Regions from separate parts of the Homo sapiens genome. Here region 1 is linked to region 2. A link is a loop called in an ENCODE intact Hi-C map of the cell type or tissue named here. Cell type or tissue: CD4-positive, alpha-beta T cell. All regions are shown on one strand.

Region 1 (2,500 bases), 1.6 Mb after region 2:
ACCTCTGGACAGTGTCTTTGGCTGACACTTACATGGTGGTCTTGGTTTCTTATTCAAGGTCGGTTTCCCAACTCTCATAGCATCAGCTTTAGGGCATCCCCAAATCTCTTGCAGAAGAGATGGTTCTTTCCCCTTGAGTTGTTTTGAGCCAAGCATATAACATTGTGTGAATGTTTGAAAACTTCTCTTGGTTCTCAGAATGCAATTCTGACAGTGCTGAAGGCTGCCAATTAAATGAAGATTTAGATAAAGGCTGTGTGGGAGGTGGAATGCAATATTCTTAAACCTAATAATGGCTTCCTTCTGTCTTTTTGAAGCTCTCAAATAATCCTGATTGACTGACTCTCTGCTTTGGGCATTCCCATTTTCTGGACAATTTAATACCATTTAAAATGTTTGACAACTTTTATTTGGGGGCAGACATCCTTAGGGGATGGGGCCGTGGGCAAAGATACAAATGCTGTACCATCAAAGGAACCATGGATTTAAATAAGGATTTTTTTTTTTTTCATATTCAGAAGAGGTGGGTACAGAAAGGATGAGGGCAGCTTCTCAGGTTATAGTATTAACCACGTGAAGCAGCTAACAAAGGTATGTGCCTGGCCTTGTGCTAAAGGCTTTCCTCGTATCAGTTCTTTCATCCCTCCCAACACTACTGAGGTAGATGGAGTGACTAGATCCATTATACAGGCAAAGTAGCTGAGGCCCACAGCCATAGCAAATAAACTGTGGAGCTGGTGGTCCCAGATTTCATGCTTTTAGTCATTCTCTTGGCTCTGGGGTACAGGTAAGCTTCCAGAACTGGAGGATGGAGTCCAAAAGAAACTCAAGATAATTTCCCTGCCTTTCCCATTGTATCAGGGGATTCATCTGTTCATACATTCATTCATTTTCCCAACACATTTACTGAATGCCCGCAAGCACCAGGAAAATAGCAATGGGCACAACCAGGTTCCTATCTTCATGGAGCTATTGCTTTATTGGCAGAGGCAAACAGTAAAGAAAATTCATTAGTAATCAGTGTTGCAATCAATGAGCCGGTCAATCAAGCACCATAAAAGGGTAAAGTGTGACGAAGGTGCTCCTTGTGATAGGGGTTGGGGGTGAGGGGAGGTGTCCTGGAGAGGAGACATTTCAACTGAGATCTCTCTGAAGTAGATGAGATGGCCATGTGGATCTCAAAAGGAAAGTGTATGCCAGGAAGAGCAAAAAGCAAGTGCAAAGTCCTAAAGCAGGAAATAGTGAGGCTACCGCAGTGTCGGGTCCAAGAGTAGGAGATGAGATCAGGGAGGCAGATTAGGCTGCAGGGAGGGTGTGCGTGTGATGCTGAGAGTGATGGGAAACCACTGGTGGGGTTGGGGGAGGGCAAGGCAGTGACATCATTTGTTTTTATGTGCAGCAGAGGAAGCCAAAGCAATTCAGAAGAAGCCTACAGAAGCTTACCTCCTCCACAGGCTATTTTTTTCTTGTTTACATTTGTTAATTTTACATATATATTAACTCAGTCCTCACAACCACCAAATGAAATAGGCATTGCCCTTATTATCATTCTTTCCCATTTTAACAATGGGGAAACTGAAGCTTAGAGTAGGCAAGGTCGCCCAGATAGGAAGCAATGCCTTCGGGTCATGGCTCACTACTCAAGTGCCTGAAATTTCAGCTAGCCTTTAGTGGGCACCTGCTATGTGCCAGGATCTGTATGAGGTTTGGCACCACCTAGACAGCCCCTTGAACCAGTGGCATGTCTCAGGACAGTGTGAGAGACAGAAACTTCAGCTGAGAGTTACCGTGCAAGGCAGAAAATGCTGGTCTAGCAAAAGGAACTCTGATTTCGATTTGGAAGTACAGAGAAAGAGCATCTGCCTTGGACAGAGTTATCAGTGAAAAGATGACATATGAGCTGAGACTGAAAATCATGTTGAAGATAGTCAAACAAAAGCTGGCAGTGTGGGAGTGGGGGCTTCAAGCAGAGAATCAGTGGTTCAAAGGCACAGGGTAGAAGGAGAATGGCAGCTGGCTCAGTGTGGCTGGAGAAAGAGGCTGGAGTGCACCTGGTTGCATTTGAATGGTGTGCGTGTGTGTGTGTGTGTGTGTGTGTTAATGATGGTGATGAGATGAGGGGCTAGAGAGGAAGACAGGTTGGCACCTGGTAGCATTTTTTAAAAAGCAAGTAAACCTTATTTTTTAGAGCAGGTTTAAGTTCACAGCAAAATTTGGTGGAAGGTACAGAAGTTTCCCAAGTACCTCCTATCCCCACAAATGCACAGCCTTGTCCCACTATCAACATCCCACATCAGAATGGTACATTTGTTACAGTCAATGACTCTACATTGACACATCATTATCACTCAAAGTTCACAGTTTACATGAGGGTTCACTCTTGGTGCTGTACGGTGTATGGTGGATACATGACAAATGTGTAAATTCATGTATCCACCATTATGATATCACACAGAATAGTTGTACAGCCCTAAAATACTTGCTCTGCCTATTTGCCTAC
Region 2 (2,500 bases):
CTTCCTACAAGCTATAGGTTTAAAGGAATCTTAAATTCCAACCAGGGAAAGATGAGTTTCTGGCAGCCTCATTTGGAATTTGAATGAACGTTCCTGTGGGTCGGCTCCTTAACAACCTATGCTGAATGAAGGAATAATCATTAGAAATATTGTTAGCCATGGCAGAAGTTAAGTTTCTTAATACAGGACCAATCTTCACTTACATGAACCAGTTAAATAGGTCCTGAAGACTGACCTGGGCATCCTGATCATTTGTGACACAGTTTCTACAGGAAAATGAGTTGGGAGTCGCATTTAGAAACACACTGGAAGGAGCTGAACCTTTGTCTGAAAGTTAAGCACCCGCGCCACCCAACTTGCACAATTTGTTCATATTTCCAAGAGTATAAATTTTATCCTCCTTGTTAATTATATGTGCCTTCTGCTTATTATATGCCTACAGGTCACAGGAACCTCAAGTATTTCACAGAATGATGCCAAGGAGCGCAGTTTCTACACCATCCCTCCCGATCAGACCACATCTATTCCAATCTCAGTCTCAAACTCTTCCCCTTTTTCAACTCACATTAATGAATTCACTAAGTACCTAGCACTGAGAATAAAAAGCTAAAGCAGCATCCGTCTTCTCTACTCTCACACAGCTTACAGTCCACAGCAAAGCGCAAGTCATCAAACACACGCGCTCCACCTGCCACCCCTAAAGCCCAGGCGCATCACGCTCGGCTCCACCTCTTCATCTAGCCCCGCCCCTTCCTGCAGGCCACACCCCTTTCTCTATCAGGCTCCTCCCTTTATGCCATAAGCCTTTTTTCCTCATCTAGCTCTTCCCCTTCCTCCGCCAGTTCCTACCGTGCCACAAAGACGCCTGCCCTTCTTTCAAACTATCCCATTCAGAAAAGCGTTCTGGATTGCCCGTTCGAATTCCTCCCCGTCCTCCGTCTACCCACCCTTAAAGGGTTCCGCTCCCAACGGATCCTCCTCAGGCCCCGCCCCTCCCCAGACCCCGCCCGCTCTGGGGAAGCCCCGGCACATAGTGCCTCTGCCTTTCGCTCCCTCTCGCTTCCTTTCGAACGAGGCAGGGACTCTCGCTCTGTCGCCTTTGGAGTGGTCCCGGGCCTTGCCCCAGGGGTGGAGAAATGGCCGCTCACACCTACCTGTGGGGCCAAGCGGATGGAAGGCCCCGAGACAGCTAGTCCCGGCCTACTGGCAAGAGCTACTCAGGTCGCTGCCGGATGGGCCGTTGCCTTGGGTTACGACCACGCTGGGGGCGGGACCGCGGCGGAAGTGACGTAGCCCAACAAAGCCTAGCACTGGCGAGGCGGTTCGTGGCATCTCCTATCCGCTCCGGGCGCTGCCGCCGGAAGGGCCAGCGACGGAGGGTCTCAGATGGCGGGGCTTGAGGCCCACCCGGGCTCTCGGGTCGGCGAGTCCCGTTGGGGAGCCCTTGTGCCTGCTAGGATATTTAGCAGATGCCAGGCGGCCAGAAACGTCCTCACTTTTCTCCCTCGGCCCTCTGGGGAACCGCCGTGAGCGTTTCCCACGGACACAAACTTAACAGGCCCAGAACGTCCAGGGAGGACGCGTTGTGAGCCTCAAAGAGCCCACTTACGTGACCGACAGCACCAGGCCGACGGGCACTCGCTGAACTGCTGGCCCGGAGCAGCACAGCTCTTAAGTGGGCAGTGGCATCTTTTATACAAATAAAGGAAGGTGGCCCCACGTCCCTAAAACAACAGCTTGCTGAAGAGAGATCGCAAAGCATCCCCCACTCCAGCTCGGGTCTGACTCCAAAGCCCTTCTGCTTTAGAAAGTGTGACTATTTCTGCTGTAGAAAACCGGTATCTAGGCCAGGCGCGGTGGCTCACGCCTGTAATCCCAGCACTTGGGAGGCCGAGGTGGGTGTATCACCTGAGATCAGGAGTTCGAAACTAGCCTGGTCAACATGGCGAAACCGTGTCTCTACTAAAAATACAAAAATTCGCCGGGTGTGGTGGCGGGCGCCTGTAATCTCAGCTATTTGGGAAACTGAGGCAGGAGACTGGCTCGAACCCGGGTGGCGGAGGTTGCAGTGAGCTGTGATGGCACCACTGCACTCCAGCCTGGAGAGCAAAACTCAAGTCTCAAAAAAAATTTTGGTATCTAAGTTCTCTAGCACTGTGATTGCTCCAATGAGACGGATTCAGCTATAATTCTATTCCAACTTTTTTCATACGTGTAAGCTTAGGTACCTTGTTCACATAAATAGGAAGATGCAAATAAAAGGGGTTTTATTGTATCTCAAGCTAGTAAGTATTAACCAAAAACATTTAAATGTTTTATCAGTTGACAATTTGTTTTGGTCTTCCTTCAGATCTATTGAAAACAGCTGGGCACCGTGGCTCACACCTGGAATCCCAGCTGAGGCAGGAGGCTCCCTTGAGCCCAGGAGTTGAAGGTTGCAGTAAGCTATGATTGTGTCACTGCACTCCAGCCTGGGAAACAGTGCAAGACCTTGCATATT

Evidence for each region. A loop is a pair of places that touch in the nucleus more often than their neighbours do. Peaks named below come from ENCODE experiments on the same cell type or tissue, not always from the same donor. Only the 100,000 strongest peaks of a DNase experiment are listed, where the experiment ranks them.
Region 1: it touches region 2 in a loop (16-fold over the local background); 2 of 110 quality-filtered maps call a loop at or near these places.

Annotation. Positions count from the first base shown.
Region 1 is chr16:82,654,239-82,656,738 of GRCh38, forward strand. The region is part of intron 1 of CDH13 (cadherin 13); the gene reads left to right. Among named protein-coding and RNA genes, the nearest start is that of CDH13, 29 kb to the left of the region's middle. RefSeq lists enhancers at 1-441, 233-282 and silencers at 1,186-1,480, 1,415-1,464. In CD4-positive, alpha-beta T cell, no CTCF peak of the experiment used is centred here; a DNase peak (open chromatin) is centred at 1,333; H3K27ac peaks cover 2,500 bases.
Region 2 is chr16:81,075,982-81,078,481 of GRCh38, forward strand. It overlaps C16orf46 (chromosome 16 open reading frame 46), which reads right to left and starts at 1,257. Exons shown (of 4, transcript NM_152337.3): 1 at 1,155-1,257. C16orf46-AS1 (C16orf46 antisense RNA 1) reads left to right here. Exons shown (of 2, transcript XR_007065137.1): 2 at 443-617. RefSeq lists enhancers at 789-928, 1,020-1,680, 1,519-1,568, 1,681-2,339. In CD4-positive, alpha-beta T cell, no CTCF peak of the experiment used is centred here; DNase peaks (open chromatin) are centred at 730 and 1,240; H3K4me3 peaks cover 1,628 bases; H3K27ac peaks cover 1,640 bases.